Linked DNA regions of Homo sapiens: region 1 is linked to region 2. A link is a contact called in ENCODE Hi-C or POLR2A ChIA-PET data. All regions are on one chromosome and are shown on one strand. The core of a region is the stretch at or near the end of the contact, and the rest is flanking DNA. Distances in the headings are between cores, read along the strand shown.

What was found. A loop is a pair of places that touch in the nucleus more often than their neighbours do. ChIA-PET counts read pairs that join two places held with the same protein, here RNA polymerase II (POLR2A). Pooled maps may share reads with other maps.
Region 1: a loop to region 2 is called in a pooled map, with 3 times the contacts of the local background. The contact joins the enhancer-like site here to the promoter of UMPS in region 2. A Hi-C loop is called at or near these places in 4 of 50 pooled maps. POLR2A ChIA-PET finds 5 or more read pairs at or near these places in 3 of 52 experiments (AG04450, Panc1 and activated T-cell).

The regions. Positions count from the first base shown.
Region 1 is chr3:124,857,653-124,864,467 of GRCh38, forward strand. ITGB5 (integrin subunit beta 5) reads right to left here. Exons shown (of 15, transcript NM_002213.5): 3 at 1,590-1,794. It also overlaps the pseudogene ENO1P3. Among named protein-coding and RNA genes, the nearest start is that of ITGB5, 26 kb to the right of the region's middle. RefSeq lists an enhancer at 1,156-1,693. Within about 2 kb of position 3,124, at least 21 of the 41 ENCODE cell types and tissues checked have a DNase peak (open chromatin) inside an H3K27ac peak, as active enhancers do; they include Panc1, where a contact is called at or near this core.
Region 2 is chr3:124,725,930-124,732,558 of GRCh38, forward strand. UMPS (uridine monophosphate synthetase) reads left to right here and starts at 4,523. Exons shown (of 6, transcript NM_000373.4): 1 at 4,523-4,698. The coding sequence starts at 4,543. KALRN (kalirin RhoGEF kinase) reads left to right here. Exons shown (of 60, transcript NM_001388419.1): 60 at 1-396. It overlaps MIR544B (microRNA 544b), which reads left to right and starts at 6,510; the gene lies at 6,510-6,587. RefSeq lists enhancers at 4,181-4,780, 4,193-4,602.

The DNA of each region.
Region 1 (6,815 bases), core at 1,874-4,373, 130 kb after region 2:
TACTTTCCAATTTAGCCACATGCACATCTAACCCTTTGACATTGCAAGGCTTCTAATATGCAGAATATTCAATGATAAAAGTGGTGAACTAGAAACAGCCATGGGTTTGTGGTTACCAAGACCTGGGGCTGAATCGATTCACCACTTACTGAGAGACCTTGAGCAGGTTGTTTCCTTGTGTGTAAAATGAGAGCTACCTGGCCAGGCATGGTGGTTCACGCCTGTAACCCCAGCACTTTGGGAGGCCGAGGAAGGTAGATCACCTGAGGTCAGGAGTTCAAGGCCAGCCTGGCCAACATGGTGAAACCCCATCTCTACTAAAAACACACACACAAAAAAATTAGCTGGGCGTGGTGGTACACATCCAGCTATTAGGGAGGCTGAGGCAGGAGAATCTCTTGAACCCGGGAGGTGAAGGTTGCAATGAGCCAAGACTGTGCCATTGCACTCCAGCCTGGGTGACAGAGCGATACCCCATCTCAAAAAAAAAAAAAAAAAAGATAGCTACCTTAAAGTTAGGTCAAGTGTTTAGCACATAGTAGGTGTGCAAAACTGTTTCTTTATATTACATTATAAGTAATTATATTACCGTTTCCTTATATTAAGCAACTCTAAGGCTTGCAGGGCCCCATGGTCACAAAACAAAATATCTCCACTCTAAAAGTTTGTCCTTGCAGAATGCTACAGACTCAAATGGAATTTGCTGACAGGAAAAAACACTTTTTCCTAAAAGTGGCGTGTTTCCTGAGCAACTTGCATTCACTAAGGAGTAAATCTACCAGCATCCTCCTAGAATAAACCACAGCATTATTCACAAGAGCCAAAAGTTGAAGACAACCTAAATGTTCACTGACAAATGAATAAACAAAATGTGATACACCCATACAATGAAATATTACTCAGCCAAAAAAGGAATGAAGTGCTGACACATGCCAAAATATGTGTGAAACTTGAAAACATTACACTTAGTGAAACAAGTCAAACTTCAAAGGACAAATATTGGATGATTCCACTTATGGTAGGTATCTGGACTAGTCAAGTTCAGAGTCGGAAAGTAGAGTAGGCAGCCACTACACCCTGAATGACTGTAATTTCTGCCATCAGTTGCTCCCTGATTTAAACAAAATTTAAAAACAAAAATAAATGAAAAATAAAAAATAAAGTAGAATGCTGGTTACCAGGAACCAAGGGAAAGAGAGAATGAGGAGTTAATGTTTAATGGGTATAGATTTTCTGTTTAGGACGACGAAAATGTTCCGGAAATAGATACTGCTGATGTTTATACAATATTGTGAATTTAATGCTGCTGAACTGTACACTTGAAAACGCTTAAATGGTAAATGTTATGTATATTTCACCACAATTGTTTAAAAATAGCAAAGATCTTCCTCTGTCCACAGGAGCCTGTCCACAGACACATCAATAAGAATATACTCTGCTTCCTGAGGTCTGAGCCTTGCCTCCCCATCACCATCTCGTGGCTCTGATCTCAGCCTGGCCTGACTCATTGTCCCATTATTAACAAGTCCCACCTCCCCCATGGGCCTTCCTGATCCCAGAGCATCCAGCCCTTTCTGTGGGCAACTCACCGGGCCGGAGGTTCACGGCAATCTCCTGTGGTGTCATCTGAATGACGTCCCAGCCTGCAGAGCCCGAACCCTTGCTGCTGAGGGGCAGGCTCCTCAGGACATGGAAGCTGCTGGCTGGGCTCTCTATCTCACCTCCACAGCCATTTTTGACAAGGTTTGCCCTCAGATCACACCGAGAGGTGATGGACCGTGGGCTTCCGAAGTCCTAGGCAGGGAAAAAGAGGAAGAGAGCAGGAGGTGGTCAGGGTGTCTCCCGAAAACATCGCATGTCGTGGCTGCGTCTCCATCTGGTTGACCTTAAATTCTCTACTTTCCATTTTCATTGTCTGAAAATGGAGGAAATGGTAATCCCTATCCCAGATGCTTCACCAAGTATTGTAAGGATTAACTGAGCTGCTGGACATGACAGCATTTTGTAAACTGTAAACACATAATAAAAATGTTCGGTTTTGTTGTTATTTTGATGGTTAAAATGCTCCTAACTGCCTACATGATTAGCAAGAGAAACAGAAATGATCAGAAGTTGTATAGCTAAAATTTTTTAAAAGTTGTTATATATTGCTGGGCATGGTGGCTCATGCCTGTAATCCCAGCTATTTGGGAGACTGAGGTGGGAGGATCGCTTGAGATCAAGAGTTTGAGACCAGCCTGGGCAACATAATGAGACCTCCTCTCTAAAAATAAATAAATAAGTAGATGAAATAATATATAGTTAAATAAATAAGATGACATATAAGTAGCTGAAAAGTCTTCCCTTGGGCATTCAAGAGTTAACCTTTAAGTTGTTCACTTATCATCTTTCACAGGCATTGGATGCTGGATAATCATTCAGGAGAACAATGTGGCAGTACAGGTCATATCCACTGACCCAGTGCTCTACTCCAAGAAACTTATTACAAGAAAATCATCTAAAGAGAAAGGAGAAACTCTATGTGATATATACGGCAGTATTACTTATAATATAATCTTTAAAACTTGCAAACCTAAATCCTTAAACCATAAGAATAACATAGCATATCACTTCAATAGATGACAGCCATTACAAATAATTATGGGAATTAAGAAGAAATTTAAAATATTTACACTAAGGAGGAAAAAAAAACCCAAAATATAGAATTGTATTTATTAGGATTTGAAAGAACAATTTTAAATGAGGTGTTATAGTAAAGTGACAAAAACATTTTTGTTTTTATCTTTGTTGTTTGTATGATAACGACACATTGATAAGAAAAATCTTTCTTTGGGTTTGGGAGAAAGCTGGACATCAGAACAACTCAACCTCATTTGGGACACCAGAAGGTTAAGGTATTAACTTTAAAATGAAACAATATACTTTATTATAAATCATGAAGCCTCCCTGGTCATTTCCGGCAAAGGGGTTTCACCTTTTCCCTGGTGAATGTGAAAAACAAGATTCCCCCCACTCTGGCAGGCTGGAAGCCAATGCTGTCCTATGAGTCTTTCTGGAGGAGTTAGGACACTGGTCCCTTCCTCTTCCCTCTGGAACACTTTGCCAGAAGCCTCATGTGAGTCAGCATCCCTTGACCACTTTGTTAGAAGCCAGACTGCTGGCAGAGGCACAAAAATCAGAGGAATGCACCCTCCCTCAAGGTCTCAGATGTCCTGGAACTACCCAATGCCCTTTAGAATCCTTATAAAATTCAAGATCAAGAAGTCAGCCTGGTGTGGTGGCTCACACCTGTAATCCCAGCACTTTGAGAGACTTGAGGCAGGAGGATCATTTGGGCTGGGAGTTCAACGCTGCAGTGAACTGCGATTGTGCCACTGCACTCCTGCCTGGGCGACAGAGCAAGAGCCTGTCTCAGAAAAACAAAAAACAAACACAAAAAAGAACAAGAAGTCAAGAAGACGCTGCAGTGTTTTTAAATAAGTAAAGCCAGATGTATTGTCCTAAGCCTACGGTATGTTTGTTTATATTCTGGGTTGTTTTTTTTTAATAACGATTTTTTATTTGTGCATTAAATCCCCGAGGATCTTGCCTGTCAACAACCTCCAGGACTACATCAAAGGTATAAGTGGCTCCATAAACACTTGTTGTGCAACAAGGTTAGAAAAATGAGTTTTCTAGCCAGCCATGGTGGCTCATGCCAGCATTTTAGGAGGCTGAGGCGGGAGGATCGCTCGAGCCCAGGAGCTCCGGGCTGCAGTGGGCTATGATCCATGCCACTGCACTCCAGCCTGAGCGACAGTGAGACTTTGTTAAAAAAACAAAACAAAACATATATATATATATACACACACACACACACACACACACACACACACAGAGAGATACACATATATATATTATTCTGGCCTTAGATTTTTTTTTTTTTTTTTAGACACAGTCTTGCTCTGTCACCAGACTGGAGTACAGTGGCGCAATCTCAGCTCACTGCAACCTCCGACTCCCTGGTTCAAGCAATTCTCCTGCCTCAGCCTCCCGAGTAGCTGGGATTACAGCCACGCACCACCATGCCCAGCTAATTTTTGTATTTTTAGTAGAGACGGGCTTTCACCATGTTGGCCAGGATGGCCTCGATCTCCTGACCTTATGATCTGCCCGCCTCGGCCTCCCAAAATGCTGGAATTACAGGCGTGAGCCAGTGCACCCGGCCTCTGGCCTTAGATTTAAAAGCAGAACTTTCTAAATGGGGTTCCAGGTGGTCAAGCTTGGCTCTGATATAGCAGTTCTAGTGAAGCAGTGAGAAGAAAAACACAGGGTTCTGGAAAAGGAGGGGTAACGACCTGAGGGCCCTGCCAGTTTGGGTCTGCTGTCTTGAGCTGTCTGAAGTAGATGTCTAATTAGCTTTCCAGAGCTTGAAGAGCTCAGGGGCTTGCCTGCCCAGTGCTTACTCTGCTAGAGAATTTCTGAATTTCTCACTGGCGAACTGAGCCTTGCTATCCAGCCCCTCTGCTTCTGAGGAACTGACTATACTTGGCCCAGTTCTGTTTGTCAAGGTGCACCTGTTTTGATCAGTCCAGTGCACAGCCCCACCACCAGGGTGGCAACGGAAGCATGGTCAGTTTTTTCAGAGTAATGAGAACCCCTGACACCTCTCTCACTGGTCTGGACCAGCTTACACTCTGGAATAGACTAGGGCACAGAGCCAACCTGCTTCACCTAAGCAGGAGGCAGGTGCACAATTCCTTCAGTTTGGTCAATGAGATGATCCCCCCCACTGCTGGGATACTTGCACTGGCAGTGAACTTCATCTGAGCTTCCCAACATCCTGCTCAAAGGGATTTTTGATGGATACTACCCATCATTGCAGAAGAACTTGTACAGGGCCAAATGTATCTGCTGGGACCATCAGGAGACTTAAAGTCCAAATCATATTTCCCAGACCTGAAGAACTGTGAGGCGGACAGGTCAGTGCCTATTACAACCCTAGTAGTGTCGCTGGCTTTCCCAAGTGCATGCTGTAGCAGCTCTGGGGCTTCTTTATTCTCTAGGATGTTAGGAGCAAAGCCCTCTTCATGCCCTTCACTGGTAGCAGTTTTCCCATGTTTCTCCTTAAAAACATTCTTCAGCTGAGGTTGTGATAAACCTCAGCTCCAGTGCATACGAGGCTTCCCTAAAGTTAGCTGCACCAACAACAAGAATCATGGGCTCCTGCACTGTCACCTGGTTGCCAGTGTGGAAACCACCATTAATCACATTAAAGCTGCAACTTGCAGGGTTGCACTGACTTCGGAAGCACAGACCAAGTCAGCAACATGATGGTACAAAGGGAGTCCTATTCTCAGCAACTCCAGCTTTATAGACAGCAAAGGACACACCATATGCCACGCGGACCAAAGTTAGATTTCTTCTCAGTGCCAGGCATCTCTATCATCAGTGTCAAAGTTCGCTTTCTTGCTATCTAGGTCAGGCCATATGGTTTTGTTGATGTGCTCAACAACTTTGAGGCATCTTTACCTATATATCGAGTCCTGTCATTATTTTCCCAGAGCTCTAGGGACTCAGAGCCACTAGCTGAGGCACCACGGGGCAAGGCAGGTCTGAAGAAGCTTTTGAGGGTAAGGCAGCTACCTTAACAGGGAAATTCCCCTAAGAGGTAAAGATCTCTTTTGGCACGGAGTCCAAACAATTGCTGTGACTAATTTCTTTTGATTTATTTTTGACCCGATAAGGAAAGAGTAAGCCATAACTGATTTGTAGCTATAGGTTCTTGTTGCCCAAGAAAAGGAACTGAGAGTGCTGCGGACTCAACAGAGGGAGTTAGGTCACAAGCCAAGAGCTTCGCCTCTATTCCATGTGTTCCTTTCTAAGTATTTTTATTTTCATTTTTGAGACGGAGTCTCACTCTGTCACCCAGGCTGGAGTGCAGTGGTGTAATCTCAGCTCACTGCAACCTCTGCTTCCTGGGTTCAAGTGATCCCGCCACCTTAGCCTCCGGAGTAGCTGGGATTACAAGCATGTGCTACTATGCCTGGCTAATTTTTGTATTTTTAGTAGAGACAGTGTTTTGCCATGTTGACCAGGCTGGTCTTGAACTCCTGACCTCAGATGATCGCCATGGCCGCCCAAAATGCTGGGCTTACAGGCATAAGCCACAACACCTGGCCTAGATATTTTAATTTTGAACAAGGATAGATGCATATTTAAAGAGAGAAAACCAAAATGACAGAGACCAGGGGCATATCTAGTAATGGCTATGACCTTCCAGGTATACAAACATTATAAATCTGGAAAATGTCTCTTAACCCTTAGTAGTTTAAGGTAAAAAAAGAAAAAAAAAGAAAAAAAAGAAAGAGAGAGAGAGGAGAAAGAAAGAAGAAAGAAAGAAAGAAAAGAAAAAAGAAAAAGAAAGAAAGAAAGAAAGAAAAAATGTCTCAAGACCTATATTTCTTTTTTTTTTTTTTTTTTTTTTTTTTTTTGAGATGGAGTCTTGCTCTGTCATCCAGGCTGGAGTGCAGTGACACGATCTCAGCTCACTGCAAGGTCCGCCTCCCGGTTCAAGCCATTCTCCTGCCTCAGCCTCTGGAGTAGCTGGGACTACAGGTGCCCGCCACCACGCCCAGTTAATTTTTTGTATTTTTAGTAGAGACAGGGTTTCACCGTGTTTGCTAGAATAGTCTCGATCTCCTGACCTCATGATCCACCCGCCTCAGCCTCCCAAAGTGCTGGGATTACAGGTGTGAGCCACCACATCCGGCCCCTCAATACCTATATTTCTAAGCTCCATATTCAATGAATACGGATGCCTCATATCATAAAGC
Region 2 (6,629 bases), core at 3,273-5,772:
AGTACATACTTCCATCAGGCTTGTAACAATTGATTTAAAATCACTCCACAGTATTGATAAATAGCTCTATATTTTCAAGGTGCAGAAGAATTCCACAGCCTTAATTATTTCAGTGTCTTGCTGGTCTGCCTTAAGTGTATCTTCTGGGTTTTTGGTTATTTTATTATTTTTAAATTTTTCTGCTGTTGTTCATTTTGTATGCACACAATGTCGTTTTGTAAAGGTAGGTTGTAAATATTTTATTTGTAAGTCAAAATCACTCATGTGTAATGTTGTAAAGTGATGACCTGCTGTCTTGTTACTGCTACAGTAAATGTTATAAGTTATGGATGAAACTTCAAAATGTACATCTCACATGTTATGCATTCCTATAAATATACTATACTAAAGATACTATATGGTTGTCTCTTTTTTCCTAATTAAACCTTTGTTCAAAGAAAAGAGTAATTTTTTTCTTTCTCCAAATATATGAAAGACTTAGAAAAGGTAAAAATATCACAGGATTATTACAACATGTTTGGCCCAGGATTTTAGAGAGAAAGCAACAATTTTGTGCCCTAGAGTATTCTAAGGCATTTACCCAAAAATGCCAAGGAAACCTCAGAGCCAGGTGTGGTGGCTAGCACCTGTAAATCCTAACACTTTGAAAGGCCAAAGTGGAAGGATCTCTTGAGCCCAGGAGTTTGACACCAGCCTGGACAAAATAAGGAGACACCCACGTCCCCCCAACCCCCCACATATTAAAAATTGTTTTAAAAATATTAACTGAGTGTGTTGGTGCATGCCTGTGATCCCATCTACTTGGGAGGCTGAGGTGGAAGCATCATCTGAACCCGGGAGGTAGAAGCTACAGTGAGCTGTGATTATGCTACCTCACTCTAGCCTGGGCAACAAAGTGAGACCAGACCCTATCTCAAAAAAAAAAAAAAAAAAAAAAAAAAAAAAAAAAAAAAGCCTCGGGTTGTTGTTAATTTCATACTGGTATTTCAGGTGATAATGTTGTTAGACTGTCTGGAGGGTATTTTGGGCTGGATCTCACAAGTTTATACATTCTGGTGTGGACTCCAGCAATTTGGGTTAGCCTATACAGATATGATCAGGCTTTGAAAGTTTAAATGTGCCACCCACGTGCAAATGAGGCTGATTCATGGTATACTGTCAATTAGCCAGAGTGTTAAAGTGTTTTGATTAGCTTATTTTGCCAAGAAAACAAAAACATGTTTTAACATTTGGCTTCTATTTCATTAAGATTTTATTGCATTTATTTGTAATGAGAAACACTTGTCAAAAGCATGGGCTCTTCACATTGGCTCATCAGCACAATCTCCTGAGAAAATATAGATAATAAAGAATATTAGAAATGAAATCAGAATCAGGTTTATGAGTTAAAATCATAAGCCCCTTATGGGCTTTTTTTTTATCTAGAATTTGTATGTATTTTAGCACCTATATAGCTTATGAAGCCCATTTGTAATTAATATTTCATTTAATCCCAACAAATTCTTATGAAGTAAGTTATTTTACTTGGATTAGAGAAAACTGAGTCACAGAATCTAGGTGATTGTTCAAGGTCACTGAGACATTCACTGGAAGATAACTTTTTTTTTTTTTTTGGCACAGGGTCTCACTCTGTCACTCAGGCTGGACTGCAGTGGCATGATCACAGTTCACTGTGGCCTCAACCTCCCAGGCTCAAGTGATATTCCTGCCTCAGCCTCCCCAGTAGCTGGGACCACAAGTGTGTGCCATGATGTCTGGCTAATTTTTTTTATTTTTTGAAGAGACAGAGTCTCATCATGTTACCCAGGCTGGTCTCAAACTCCTGGGCTTCCCATCTCTGCCTCCCAAAGTGCTGGGATTGCAGGCATGAGCCACTGACCTGGCCCTAGAACATAACTTAAAATAAATGTGTATGTGTGTGTTTCAGTGTCTCTGTGTGTGTATAGTGTAGGTCAAACAATAATAAATAATTAAATAACAGTACCTCAGCCTATATTTTTTTGAAGGGGAGTGGTTCAGAGGAATCACCAATATAGTTATGGAATATTAGCAAAAGCCCTAATACAAATGATAATCAGAACCCCACAAGCTCAGTCTAAAATAGATATCAGAGTAGAATACAGAAGGGATTCAGTAAGCAATATAGAGCTAGGTCCATGAAAAGGCTCAGATTGAACTACTGCATGAAATTTTACATTCATGGAAACTCTTTAGGGTAAATACCTAAAATAGTAAGACTAAATATTGGTTAAAGCCAAGATCCTTTACCCAGCCTAAGTAAATGAAATGGAGAACACAAAATGAATTGGTACAATCTATGTTCCTCTGCTTTTTTTTTTGTTGTTGTTGTTGTTTGTTTGTTTGTTTGTTGTTGTTGAGACAGAGTCTCTGTTGCCCAGGCTGGAGTGTAGTGGCATGATCTTGGCTCACTGCAACCTCCACCCCCTCGGGGTTCAAGCAATTCTCCTGCCTCAGCCTCCCAAGTAGCTGGGACTATAGGCATGTGCTACTATGCCCGGCTAATTTTTGTATTTTTTGGTAGAGACGGGGTTTCATCATGTTGACTGGGCTGGTCTCGAACTCTCAACCTCAGGTGATCCACTTCCCTCGGCCTCCCAAAGTACTGGGATTACAGGCATGAGCCACCACACTCAGCTCTACCAACTTTTTATCAAGTGTTTTTGAGTGAACTATCTTATTGAATCTTCATAGTGATTTTTGGAGAAAGTTAATATTATTATCTTCATTCTTTTTTTTTTTTTTTGAGCGCAGTCTGGCTCTTTCGCCCAGCCTGGAGTGCAGTGATGCGATCTCGGCTCACTGCAAGCTTTGCCTCCCGGGTTCACACCATTCTCCTGCCTCAGCCTCCCGAGTAGCTGGGACTACAGGCGCCTACCACCATGCCCAGCTAATTTTTTTGTATTTTTAGTAGAGACGGGGTTTCACCATGTTAGCCAAGATGGTCTTGATCTCCTGACCTCGTGATCCGCCCGCCTCAGCCTCCCAAAGTGCTGGGATTACAGGCGTGAGCCACCGCGCCCGGCTTCTTCATTCTATTTTTGAGAAAATTGAGACTCATATAGCTCAAAATGCATTGCCAAAGATCACTCAGCCAGTAAGTAGAATGGGACTAAAATCCAAATGTTTTGGTTTGAAACTTCATGTTCTTTGTAGTGCACTATACAGCTATGCCTTATCTGTTCCTCTTTTTTAAAAAAGTATTTGTTATAGTTGACACATGATATCGTACACATTTATTGGGTACATAGTGCTATTTCAATACACACAATGTACAGTGATCAAATCAGAGTAATTCATATATTCCTCACCTTAAATATTTATCCTTTCTTTGTGTTGGGAACATTCAAACGCCCCTCTTCTAGCTATTTTAAAATATATAGTAAATTATTATTGACTACAGTCACCCTACAGTGCAATGGAACACTAGGACTTATTCCTCCTATCTAGCTGTAATTTGTGTCCTTTAACCACCCCCTACCCTTCCCAGCCTCTAGTGATTACTATTTTATTCTCTAGCTCCATGAGATCAACTTTTTTAGCTTCTGCATATGAGCGAGAACATTTGGTATTTATCTTCCTGTTCCTGGCTTGTTTCACTAACATAATGTCCTTCAGGTTCATCCACCTTGCTGCAAATGACAAGGTTTCATTCTTTATGTGAATTTAAGGGTTATTTTCCTTAAGCTAGAATAAAGTATTGCCTTATATACACAATGGAGAAGGGATTTATTTGTACAGATTATTTATTGATTATTTCTTTAAGGGATTTATTTGTAAAGACCAAATATGTTTGGATTTTCAGATTGTCTAGCAATATTATCCTCCTGGATAACCCTGATACCAATCAATTAACCGTCTTCTAACTCTCCTCCTTCCCTCCCTTACCTTTTCTACACCTATTACCTAAGCATTTGAGGTACGCCAAAGGAAATAAAAAAGTACTCCTCCAGGAAGCAGAGTACAGACAAAAGAGGTAATGAATACTGTAATGATCTAAGTGCTATATATTCCTATGTGCAAACTGCTATGGAACTGTCACGTACTAGATGCTATGAAGTTAATAAAAGAATTGAGTAAAGGTCCCTGTCTTTGATAACTTATATTCTATTTGGAGAAACATGGGGGGTAAATCTTGGCTAATAACTAGCAAATATAACATGTTAGGCCAAGGAGTAGAGATAATTAAGAGAACTAGTCGAGAAGGCATTGGCTATTAAAAAATGGACAGGATTTATGCAAACTCTCATGAAAGGTGGGACTTCATGATCCTACAGTCAATCTAGCTGTTCTGGGCTTTGAACCCCAGCGACCCCATCCAGAAGAAACCAGGAGAAGCACAAACTGGCGCTAGGTTCGCTACCATCCACCTGACCCTTGAGCCCGGGGAAACCCACGGGTGCAGCAAGCCGGGAAAGCTGCAGACGAGGCAGGCGGAAGAGGCGGGACTTCGCGGGTGACGTCATCGGGGCGCCGGAGGCCCGGGGCGCCTGGGAATTTGAAGCAAACAGGCAGCGCGCGACAATGGCGGTCGCTCGTGCAGCTTTGGGGCCATTGGTGACGGGTCTGTACGACGTGCAGGCTTTCAAGTTTGGGGACTTCGTGCTGAAGAGCGGGCTTTCCTCCCCCATCTACATCGATCTGCGGGGCATCGTGTCTCGACCGCGTCTTCTGAGTCAGGTGCTGGCCTAGGAAGGGAAAGGACAGGGCTTGGTGGCGGGAAGGAGGACAAGGAAATGGAAGAGGGTGACAGGAGTTGGGCCGTGAGTGAGAGCAAAAGAGCCAAGCAGGCAGACCGACCCTACTCTTGGTTTGGGGAGTAAGCATGAGAAGCACAGAGGCCAGGGGTTGGGCTCCTCGAGAGTCGTCTGTTCTTTCACCCACACGCTTAGACACGTGTTTTGCAAAAGTCGGGAAACCCAGTTTGGAACGCTTTCTGGCACTGAAGCACACTTGAATGAATTCTGTATATTTAACTCTTTAAGAAAATTAGACTTGCGGCCGGGCGTGGTGCCTCATGAGAGTAATACCAGCACTTTGGGATGCCTAAGTGGGCAGATCACCTGAGCCCCAGGAGTTCGAGACCAGCCTGGGCAACATGACGAGACCCCGTCTCTACAAAAAATTAGCTGGGTGTGGTGGCGCACGCCTGGGACGCTGAGGTGGGAGGATCACCTGAGCCTGGGAGGTCAAGGCTGCAATGAGCTGTCATTGCGCCACTGCACTCCAGCCTGGGCGACAAGTGAGACCCTGCCCTCAAAAAACAAACAAATAGACCGGGAAAACGTGGGTAGGCAGAGAATTCAGTAGCTGGGAAATTACTGGTGAGAAAAGGAAAATAGAACAACCAGAACTCTGTGATGTATACAAAATTTATCAGAGCCCAGAGAGACTTCAACCATACTCCCCTATGCAGCCCCGGGACAATTATTTAAAGGAATTTTGTCCCTGACTAGCTGCCTCTCCCATTATCTTAATGTACCTGGAATGTGTGATACAAAGAACAATGTATAGCTAATCAATCGCTTGTGTTATTATTTTATTTATTTATTTTTTAGATGGGATCTCTCTTACGTCACCCAGGCTGGAGTGCAGCTCTGTGATCATAGCTCACTGCAGCCTGGAACTCCTGGGCTTAAGAGATCTTCTTGCCTCGGGTGAGCACAGGGGCTCATGCCTGTAGTCCCAACTTTGGGAGGCTTTCTTTGGGAGGCTGAGGCGGGTGGATCACTTAAGGTCTGGAGTTCGAGACCAGCCTGGCCAACATGGTGAAACCCTGTCTCTACTGAAAATGCAAAAATTAGCTGGGCATGGTGGTGCACACCTGTAATCCCAGCTACTCAGGAGGCTGAGGCAGAAGAATCAGGAGGTTGCAGTTAGCCGAAATTGAGCCACTGCACTCCAGCCTGGGCAACAGAGGGAGACTGTCTCAGAAAAAAAAAAAAAAAAGAGATCCTCTTACCTCAACCTCTGAGTAGCTGGAACTACAGGCATGTGCCATCATGCCCACCAAATTAAAAATTTTTTTTTTTTGTAGAGAGGAGGTCTCACCATACTGCCCAGGCTCGTCTCAAACTCCTGGCCTCAAAAGATCCTCTTGCCTTGGCGGCTTCCCAAGTAGCTGGGACTACAAATGCCTGGTGCCACCCCCGGGCTACCTCCTGTTATTTCAATGCAAATTCTTGGTGAATATAGGAACTGCCCCTTCTTTTGCTTTAAAAATCCACTTGTAACTACTGTAATCGAAGCCTATAGTCAGGGCAACTACTCATATTAATTTTGCCTCAGCCTCTTCCTGTTAGGTCCACACTTGGAAGGGCTGTTTGGAAAGGGGAGTTGAATTTTGCACTGTGCGGCCAGAAGCAATAATTAAGACTAGAAGGTGGACATATTGGGAAAGCAGGTTTTTAGTCAATATAAGGAAAATTTTTGTACAAATTAGAGGTTTCTAATACAGTGCTTCTCAACTTTGAGTATATATGAATTACCTGGGAATTTTGTTAAAATGCAGAATCCATTTCTGTAGCTCTGAGACTAGACCTGAGGTTGTGCATTTCTAACAAAGTGCCAGCTGAAACTGCAGACCACACTGAGTAGAGGGCCGTAAATAT